Linked DNA regions of Homo sapiens: region 2 is linked to region 1. A link is a loop called in an ENCODE intact Hi-C map of the cell type or tissue named here. Cell type or tissue: endothelial cell of umbilical vein. All regions are shown on one strand. Each heading gives the region's core, and the rest is flanking DNA. Links, peaks and the distances in the headings are about the cores only. Region 1 overlaps SHROOM3 (shroom family member 3). Region 2 overlaps SHROOM3 (shroom family member 3).

Region 1 (5,381 bases), core at 107-5,106:
CAGCTGCATGCCTAGTGCTTGCTGAAAAGGATATTGATAATTTCAGGACATGTAATTCTCAGCTGTCCTGGGGAAAAGCATAGGCATGGAAAGTGCAGCCGACAGGAAAACATGGGAGGGACTTGATCACAGATCCTGTGCTATGAATTTTGAGTACTAAAAATTCTGCTTGCAGTATATTTTTCTGACCATCACAACCAAGAAGACACAAAAAAGTATAACACTCTTTTTTTTCTAAAGGCTTGCATGGTCTTTTATCATAGTCACTCTGTTAATCATAGTACGAAGACAAGAGTCACATCAACTGGACAATATTGAAATGTCAAAATAATTTGGAAGGTGGAATTTGGAGGAATGTGCCCTCTGTTCTCCATGAATGCCTATTAGGATCAGTCAGTTTTCCTCCATGCTGACATAATTCTCCCTGAATACATGAAATTCAGACTTTACATTAGTGCTTTTTAAAAAACATAAAATGTTCTAATTTATAGAAAAGTAGAGATTTTGCACTGTTCAAGTTTTATGAGAGTTTGATGCCTTCATGGGTCACAAAGAGACAATAGTTGTCATTATTATATACTTCTTTCCTGTTTTCAAACATTCTCCACTCTTTTTATCTCCATTTTAAAGAAAAACACTAGAGGATACCAATCCAACTAAATTCAGACATTCACTTGTTAATTTCAAACATAAAAATTTACTTGTCTATATAAAAATGGGCAAAAGACTTAGACATTTATCCAAAGATGGCAGACACATGGCCAACAAGCATTGAAAAGATGCTCAACACCACTAATCATCAGAGAACTCAAAACCACAATGAGATGTTTACCTCACACACATTAGAATGGCTGCAATTAAAAAAACGAAAAACAACCAGTGTTGGTGAGGATATGGGGAAATTAGAAACCTTGCACACTGTTAGTGGGAATGTAAAATGGTGCAGCCGTATGAAAAACAGCATGGAGATCTCAGAACATTAAAAATAGAACTACCATATGATCTGGCAATGCCACTTCAGAGTATGTGTCCAAAAAAATTGAAAGCAGGGTCTCCAAGACCCATGTTCACACCCATGTTCATAGCAGCTGTATTTACTATTCACAATAGCCAAGAGGTGGAAACAACCCAAATGTCTACTCATGACAGATGATTGGATAAACAAAATGTGGTATAGCCATACAATGGAATATTACTCAGCCTTAAAAAGGAAATTCTGCCACATGCTTCAACATGACATTACGTGAAGTGAAATATAAGCCAGTCACAAAAAGACATACTGTATAATTTCACTTGTATGAAGTACTTAAAGTAGTCAAATTCACACAAAACACAAAATAGTGATTTCCAGGGGTTAGTAGGAGGGGGAAATGGGGAGTTATTATTTAGTGGGTACATAGTTTTAGGTTTGCAAGTTGTGAAAGTTCTGGAGATCTGTTTCACAACAGTGTGAACATATTAACACTACTGAACTTAAAAATGGTTAAGATGAAATTTTATGTTGTTTTTTCTAACCACAATTTTTTAAAAATGCTTTTTCTTTTTTTTTTTAAAGCAAAACAAAACAAAGGTGAGACTAATTGCTCTCAAAATCCATTCTTGAATAGTAGGATTCCTGGATACATATCAGCAGACTCTGGGTGACCCTCTCACACTCTATTATAAAAGGGACTTGAACAAAGTCTTTTTTTATCCCAAACTTCATTCCTAAAAACACAAAATAATCACCACGGAGAAGCATTCTCAACCAAGCTAAGCATTTACCACTGATATTATCTTCAAAAAGAAAATGCCACTTTAGTATAGTTTGTGTAAACTAAGGTCACACAAACTAAAAACATCATATAAAAGTCTATTGGGCTGGATCTTTAAAGGATAAGTGCTATATTATTGTATGTTTTAGTGATGTCTTCCCCTTTAGAAAAGCCTCAAGATATAATAAATAAAATAAAGGCATCTGAATTAGTCGTTAAAACATCAGATTTCAACTGACTCCACATCCTGTTAAAGGATGCTGGGTTTAAAAACAGTTTGTATGCTACAGTCTGGAGAGCAGCTGGGCAAAGGAGACGTCACTGTTCAACAGACATTTGCTGAGGGGGTACTTGGTGGCAGGTACTGGGGATGCCAGGATGGATGAGACAGAAGTGAAGAGCATCCCCAGCGGGAAGCCACCAGGAAGTGCAGAGTGGCTACACTTCTCTATGGAGAGGTTCCTGGTAAAGAAACCATGTCTGAATGAAAGGGACTGGTCATGGGAAGGGAGGGGTTGCATCAGAGAGAGAGGTGGGCCCTTTATTCCATCATCTGCATCTATGTATAATAAAGGAAAAATAAAGGCATGAGAAGAGCTAATTTGGTTCTTTGCCATCTTCTTCCACCACATGCTGCATTCTGTTTGCCTGGCACTTGGATGATCTTGTGGCAAGCCCTGTGTTATTGCTCTGATGTGGGACTGAGTCACCACTCCCTCAGAGGAGTCAGATCTGTGAGATGAAATGTGCCATCTGCACTCCAGATCCACTCACATAGCCAGTCAGGGAACTGCAGACAGGGAATGTACAAATCACGGTGGGTTTGCTGGAGAGCTTTTTATCCTCACATTAACTCTTGCATAGCAGGTAGTGCCACAGACTCTTTTTTCTGTTTTGTTTTGTGGATTTTTCTCCTTTAGAACACAATAACAAAAGTTTTGCGAATTGTTGGGTTTTTCCTCGGAGTCTAGCGTACAGTTGTTTAAATCACCATGTACTATATTTGCTTATTATTGCCAGCCTCTTTCTCCAGAGGTAACTGCTTATTAGCTCCTTAGGTGAGACTCTCCCCCTCCTTTTTATTTTTCATCAGATGAAATGAAAACACTAGGAGAGTAAGCAAAAGTTGTAAATAAAACCTTCAAATTCAGCAGCCCATGCAAATGCTTTCAAAACAGACCTCCCCCGTGGGGATCGCACTGGGAGAGAAGAAGGCAGCATTATTTTTCCCCAGAGCTGGGAGCTATTTCCTGAAGTAGTCCTAAAAGGGGCTGAAGAAATGTACTGTTTGTTTTTATAGCCTGAAGCCTGTCCTCAAAAGCTGCCTTATGTTGCATGGTGTGTACAGGATGTGGGGGCGGTGAGAGGGTTAATAAAAGAAAATGCCTTGTGAACCCAGTCATTCCATGTGACATTTTCCTGTAGGAATTTATGCCTGCCTAGTACTGGTTTAACTTGGGTCTTCCTGTGAGCAGCCAGGGAAGACAGTGTGCAGTTTCTGGGGGAAGGAAAAGAGGTCCTCCTTCCTCTTAAATGCTTTTCTCATCTATGTAAGGAGCATTGGGCTGCATGTTTGCCCCTTTCTTCAGAGCTGTAACCCTCCTGTCTGTGTGCCGTTCCAGGTCACTCAGTTGTTCAGAAAGAGGCCAAGAAGAGATGCTGCCGCTCTTCCACCATCTCACCCCTCGTTGGGGTGGTTCAGGCTGCAAAGCCATTGGTGATTCCTCCGTTCCTAGTGAATGTCCTGGAACCCTGGACCATCAGAGGCAAGCCAGTAGGACACCCTGCCCCAGGCCACCACTGGCAGGAACGCAAGGGCTGGTCACAGACACCAGGGCTGCACCCCTGACCCCAATTGGCACCCCTCTGCCTTCAGCCATTCCCTCTGGCTACTGCTCACAGGACGGTCAGACAGGGCGACAGCCTCTCCCGCCCTACACCCCTGCCATGATGCACAGAAGCAATGGTCACACCCTGACCCAGCCTCCCGGTCCAAGAGGCTGTGAGGGCGATGGCCCAGAGCATGGGGTAGAAGAGGGAACGAGGAAGAGGGTCTCGCTGCCTCAGTGGCCACCTCCTTCTCGAGCAAAGTGGGCCCACGCAGCCAGAGAGGACAGCCTTCCTGAGGAATCCTCAGCCCCTGATTTTGCAAACCTGAAGCACTATCAAAAACAGCAGAGTCTTCCAAGTTTATGCAGCACTTCTGACCCAGACACACCTCTTGGGGCCCCGAGCACTCCAGGGAGGATCTCCCTCCGAATATCTGAGTCTGTCCTGCGGGACTCCCCGCCACCTCATGAGGATTATGAAGACGAAGTGTTTGTGAGGGATCCGCACCCCAAGGCCACGTCCAGCCCCACATTTGAACCTCTTCCCCCACCCCCACCTCCTCCACCGAGTCAGGAAACCCCGGTGTATAGCATGGATGACTTCCCTCCACCTCCTCCCCACACTGTATGTGAGGCGCAGCTGGACAGTGAGGATCCCGAGGGGCCACGCCCCAGGTGAGTGAGCAGACTGGGCAGCTTTCCCCCACTAACAGGAGAGTGTCATGCCCCAGGTGGCCCAGGTCCTTCTGCTGGCCACAGAAGAACCCTGGCATGGAGATGTTTCTATACAGCTCAGCTCAGGACACTGTTGATCTGTTTGCCTCAGGAGGTAGTTGGACCAGTGTCATTGGGTACTGAGGAGTCAGGGTGGCAGAAATGAAAGCTGGGACCCAAGGGGCACATTTCACTTCTGGGGACAGGATAGGCTTAGGCGGTCCAAGTAAATCCCTCCTCCCTGGATGAGTTCTGAATCAGTTAGGAAATAAGACAAAAGAGGAGGGCATATAGAAGACAAAAACATCACTTTTATTACTGACAGAGCTAACATTAAAGAATATGGCTTCAGATTGTAAGTGGGTCTCTTGATACTGAACCCCCAAGTTAAACAGCTTTACCTACCTCATCAAAGGTCATGTTAGACACACAAATACACATAGATATTAATATATACAGCCTTGAGGCAGCCTCAGTCTCAAAAGAGAAGAGAGACTGGGATGTGAATGCTCAGCTTCTCTTTCCAAAATCACTCCATGTCCATAGGGAGGAATAAAGAGTAGGGCTCAAGGTCAGTAATGTTTAGGGAAAACCTCTTGGAAGCTAGGAGAATGAGAAAGAAGCATTCCCCAACACATAGTCCCTAGAACAAGTAATCTCTCAAAACACCAAAAAAACACATTGCCTGACAGCACCTTTTGAGTGGCTTTCTTTAAACACCACAAGAGTGACTTACTACCACTACCCCTGTTAACCTAGACCTTTCAGAAATCTCTGGAATCTAACAGCAACATTCACCAGAACTGAATTCCTAGTCCATCTTCCTCAGGAGATGACAACCTCCTGACCAGCTGCTGGGCTCAGGAGCCCCTTTAGAGTGCTGTTGTTTTCTAAAGAAGGGGTTGATCTCAAATGTGACTATCTCACCCTACTCCTATGTATATATCTATGTATGTTTGTGTGTCTAGCATGACCTGTGACTAGGTAGGTAAATGTTTTTAGTTTCGGGGTTCAGTATCAGGAGACCCACTTATAATCAGAAGCCATATTCTTTAACATTAGCTCTGTCAGTAACATGTGGAAG
Region 2 (5,381 bases), core at 85-5,084, 49 kb before region 1:
CTATAATCTGGTATTAAAGTAATGAATAATGGTTCGCTGTAGAGATTTGTATTGTTCTCTGGGAACACTAGTCTGTTACTGTAGGCTAATGATAGAGGATAGGGAAAGAAAGGCCTAGACTGAATTTTTTCAGGAGGTATTTGTCTCTCTCTACTGATACTAGTTTCACAGAAACCCTGCTTCTTCCTCCACTGGCTATTTTCAGCAGTTATTGGAGCTCTCAAAGTAATCCCCTTCACCAACTAGTGTGGAGTCTTTCTGCTGCCCACATATGCTCTCAGGATAGGCACTTCCATTTCCTAGAGAAGATGTTCCTTTAAAAATGTAGAAAATTTAGACCCTTAGACTCATTCTATTAAGAAAAAATAAGGCTAATTTTACTATTATCTGATAATTAAAATAATAAACATTAATTGTAAACAATTTGCAAGACATAGAAAAGAGAGAAGAAAAATAGTACCCATAATCCTGTCACCCAGTAGTAACATTTTGGAATACTTGCTGGTGTTTTGTTTTTATGCATATGTTTTATCTCATATGAATAACAAAAGAGTGATGTGGAAAAATTAAAGGCATACATGGTTTGATATGTGGTTGATACCTACCAAAGTATACAAAGCCCAGTAATCCTAAAAGGAATCTAATGGGGTAGGTAGTGGAGAGGGTGAGGCCTTTAGCCATAGCTCTTTCTACTTTTTAATTTAATTTTTCTTTTCTTCTTTACAATAAGGATGATTATTGCCTCAAATGATAAGAAGATTAACTGAATTACTGTTTTTAAAGCACAAATAATCTGGTACATACCATGTGCCCAGTAAATGTAAGTTTCAGTTCTACGGGTAAAAATTTAATAATTATTGCCAGGCACTGTTCTGATTGCTTTATACATATTAATTCATTCAAGCCTCACATCTACCCTTTGATGAAGGTGCTATTAGTATTCTTATTTTATAGGGGAAAAAACAGGCATAAGAGGTTAAGTGACCTGCTCAAACACCTTCCTAGGTGACAGAGCCAGAACAGGACCCCAGGCAGCTGGCTCCGGAATCCACATCGTCCATATACATTACACAGCCTGCTGCTTGTTGGAGTTGTCTTAAGATCTAGGCTCTGAGTGCTTGTAGCTAGGGGCACACCGCTTCCATGAAGATATCATCTGTTCACTATAAAGCCCTTGTGAGAGCCCTTGGTTTTCTTATGCACTTGTCCTGGGCTACTAGCTGTGTCAAAGGGCTCAGTGGGTAGAGGGACTGATGTCAGCAGTAAACTGAAGCAGATTAATATTTATTAGGCAGGTTAAAAGATTTGGCAGGTCATTTGGCTTTTTCTCCTATCCACCCTTTCCTCATCTTTCTGCAAGGTTGACATAGAGGTCATTGGCTAAGATCTGGAGATAATTAAGCTTACGGTTTCAGAAAGAGTCAGAAATATGCTGAATGTTACTGGGGTATATTGTACACCTGGATTTGTTTGGCAAGTTTCAGGGGGAAATCAAGTGAAAAAAAGCAGCAGCCAGAGCAGGAGGTGCAAATGGACAGAGGTTTGAGACATACAAAGTGCATCTCTGCAGAGCTGAAGGGTTATGTGTGGCCCTCCTGTAATAAAACAAGCTGTAGACCAGGGTAGGTAAGCAGAAAGACAGGAGGAGGCTTTAAGTACAAATGAATGGCATGCCTATGACTAAAACACTAGATAGGATACAGGCCTGAGGGCATGCAGAGGGAGCTTCCTAGATGGTAAATAATGACTTAAAAAGGAAAAAAGATGAGTAATGAGAGGACAGGACCCAGAAGGTTAAGACTTAAATGTGTAAGTTACAAAAGGTCAGTAACAGGAACAAGGGGGCCTTTTAAAGAAAGGGTAATTCATTGAGATGTCTGTGAAACGGCTGATCAATGGTCAGTTATCAGAAAATGAAGAGCACCTATGTTTGGCTAAGAACAGAAATCTGTGCCTGAGGGCATCACTTCTTAAAATCTTCTTCAGACACTGAAAAAGCTTCTAATCTAAGGCCTTTTCAGCCTCCTGGAGACTCAAGAGAAAAAGTGCTGAGAAACCTACAACTATGGCATTAGAGACCTGCAAACCCAGGAGAAGGGGGATGACAGGATAGAGATGCAATAGTAAGGCTAACTTCATGGATGAAGGACACAGAGTAGAAGGAAAACTTGAAAACCAAGAACGTGGCTTTAAATAAGACAAATTGCCACATGAATGAGTGTACACACCCAACATAAATCAAAAGGAATTTCTCCAAAGGATTCTGAGGACAAACTTAGCCCTGTATAAATGCATCCTGTCTACTTAATCACAAAAAGCATTCTGATTGCCTCCAAACATAAGGCAACAAAATTGCACTGAGCCATACCAGCTGTTTGTCGAAGGGGCTCTGCCACAGTCTCCCAACTCCCAACTTTTCTTGTCTGTCCCAAGAAAGCCTGCCGCTAATGAGATGGATCAAAAGTTAGGGCTAGATTCTATTTTCAAGAAGAAATCAACTCAGAGCCTGATCTAGAAAGTAACTAGAAGAAAAGAAGATCCCACATTTCCCAAAATAGATATTATGAACAGTTTAATGCCCTTATGGATTTAAGGACATAGAACTTTGTTTTGGATGCATTACAATTATTTCCTTTACAGGTTCCTATGATTCATTCAGCAAATATGCATTGTGTGCCTACCAGGAGACACTCACTGTGCTAGGCCTTGGGTGTGTAGAAGTTTCAAAAAACAAGGCTGAAGAAAAGCCAGAGGTGGACCCTGACCTGGCTGAGCTTATGTCTTAACAACGAAGCAGACAATGCACAAGTGAACAATTTCATGTGGTTATAAGTGCAGTAAAGGGAAAGATCAGGTGCCAGGAAAGAGTATTTGCATTAGATAAGGCAGTCTCCGAGGAGGTGATGTTCCAGCTGGGAGCAGAAACTAAGGAGTGGTCAGCCAAGAAATGAATTGGGAAGAATATTCCAGGCTTAGAGAACAGCATGTGCAAAAAGCAAAGAGCTTGGCAAGTTTGGGGAACCTAAGGAAGGCCAGTGAGGTCAGAATGCAGTAAGGGGAAAGGTTGAAGGAGGGGCAGGAGCCACGTCACCAGAGACCTTGCAGGCCAAGTAGGGGAACCTGGATTTTATCCAAAATGCATAGGGAAGCTACAGGATTTCATCAGGGAATGACATCATCCATTTACATTTTTTGAAAGGCTGCTGGGTAGACACTGGATTGGAGGGGACAGAAGTGGAAGGGGGAGGCCAGTGAGGAAGCATTCCCTCCTGGATGAAACATAACAAAAAAGGAGGAAATGGCTGATTCTAACAGACAAAACCAAGCACTTCCCTAAGGTTGTAACAGACCATGCCAAGGAGACACGATTCCTCCATCTCACCCTCCCCTTTAAGGATAAAATAGAAAAATGCAAACTCAATAGAAACCAGGAAGCAAAGGGACCTGGAGAGACCATGCCTAATGGCTCAGTTCCGTGTCTTTTACTCCAGTTTCCCCAGCCTTCCCTAATTTGTACAGTGTTCAAGAGAGCCCTAAGGAACTGAAAGATCTGGAACCCTTTCTTTTGTATTGGCTGAAACTCAGTTCAGAAAGCAGTTAATGGGTACTATTAAAATACCAAATAGGTTGGGCATGGTAACTCATGCCTGTAATCCCAACACTTTGGGAGGCCAAGGTGGGTGGATCACTTGAGCCCAGGAGTTTAAGACCAGCTCAGGCAATGTAGTGAGACTCCGTCTCTACAAACAACAACAACAACAACAACAACAACAAAACATTAAAAATCAGCCTGACATGGTGGTGCATGCCTGTGATCCCAGATACTTGGGAGGCTGAGGTGGGAGGATCACTTGAGCCTGGGAGGTCGAGGCTGCAGTGAGCCAAGATTGTGCCACTGCACTCCAGCCTGGGTGACAGAGCAAGACCCTGTCTCAAAAACGAAACAAAACAAAAAGCAAATAAGAAAGCAGTCAGTATATATTCTGGAGTTATGAATATTGGGTGGCAGGCAGAGCAAATATGAATGTCCTCATCATGGGAAGTAGAAGAAATATGTGGGTGGCTGGCCTGGCTTTCTTGTTTAACTATCTGGAAGAAGAAAGATCATACTACAGTATATTTTTTTAGCCTCTGCTAAACTTTCTCAGGTCAGCTTTGATTCCTAGCTCTTCACTCATAGTGGTAATATTGAGATATAGATACTGGAGAACAGCAAGAAACATAAACATAAAACAGCTCCAAGAAATGTCTTGTTAGTTTTGCCAACAAGTTAACTTGTGAGTTAAAAGGATATAGGAGGGAAGAAAGGCTGCAGATCTGTTGAACATTTAGCAGTACAGTCGACCCTTGAACAACACAGGGGGATTGGGGATGCTAACCCCCTAGAGTCAAAAATCCATTTACAACTCTTGACTACCCTAAAACCTAACTACCAATAGCCTACTGTTGACTGGAAGCCTTACAGTTGATTAACATATTTTGTATGTCATATGCATTACGTACTGTATTCTTTCAACAAAGTATGCTAGAGAAAAGAATGGTTTTTGTTTTGTTTTGTTTTGTTTTTTGTTTGTTTTTGAGACGGAGTCTCCGTCTGTTGCCAGGCTGGAGTGCAGAGCTCAGCTCACTGCAACCTCTACCTCCCGGGTTCAAGTGATTCTCCTACCTTAGCCTCCCGAGTGGCTGGGATTACAGGCATGTACCACCACGCCCAGCTAATTTTTGTATTTTTAGTAGAGATGGGGTTTCACCATGTTGACCAGGCTGGTCTCGATCGCTTGACCTCATGATCCACCCACCTCGGCCTCCGAAAGTGCTGGGATTACAGGCGTGAGCCACTGTGCCTGGCCGAAAAGAATGTTATTATGCTAAGAAAATCATAAGGAAGAGAAAATACGTTTACTATTCATTAATCAAAAGTGGATCATCACAAAGGTCTTCATTCTCATTGTCTTCATGTTGACTAGGCTGAGGAGGAGTAAGAGGATGGGTTGGTCTTGCTGTCTTGGGTGGCAGAGATGGACGAAGAGGTGGAAGGGAAGACAGGAGAGGTGGATACAGTTGTTTGAAAAAAATCTGCGTATAAGAGGACCCACGTAGTTCAAGCTTCTGTTGTTCAAGGGTCATCTGTACTTTATTCATTCAACAAATATTTATTGAGCAACTCTCTGTTCCAGGCACTAAGCTGAGCTGGTTTATCTTTGTTGACCTGTGGAAGAGAGGGACCAGCAAGCAGGCAACTAGCAGCCAGTGTGAATTGCACTTTGAGGTGTACATCTATAGCCAGTGTGCTGCACTGCTAGCACACAAGGGGCCACCTCACCCCGACTTCCACAGTTCCTCTGGGTAGCCAGCAGAGGAAATGATGTCGAAATTGAAAC

Evidence for each region. Peaks named below come from ENCODE experiments on the same cell type or tissue, not always from the same donor. Only the 100,000 strongest peaks of a DNase experiment are listed, where the experiment ranks them.
Region 2: it touches region 1 in a loop (6-fold over the local background); 8 of 110 quality-filtered maps call a loop at or near these places.

The regions. Positions count from the first base shown.
Region 1 is chr4:76,750,935-76,756,315 of GRCh38, forward strand. It overlaps SHROOM3 (shroom family member 3), which reads left to right. Exons shown (of 11, transcript NM_020859.4): 7 at 3,377-4,258. The region is part of intron 1 of SHROOM3-AS1 (SHROOM3 antisense RNA 1); the gene reads right to left. Among named protein-coding and RNA genes, the nearest start is that of SHROOM3-AS1, 49 kb to the right of the region's middle. RefSeq lists a silencer at 2,982-3,276. In endothelial cell of umbilical vein, for the core only: no CTCF peak of the experiment used is centred there; DNase peaks (open chromatin) are centred at 2,027, 2,467 and 3,097; H3K27ac peaks cover 2,460 bases.
Region 2 is chr4:76,701,563-76,706,943 of GRCh38, forward strand. The region is part of intron 2 of SHROOM3 (shroom family member 3); the gene reads left to right. Among named protein-coding and RNA genes, the nearest start is that of SHROOM3-AS1, 98 kb to the right of the region's middle. In endothelial cell of umbilical vein, for the core only: no CTCF peak of the experiment used is centred there; DNase peaks (open chromatin) are centred at 2,759 and 3,209; H3K27ac peaks cover 3,207 bases.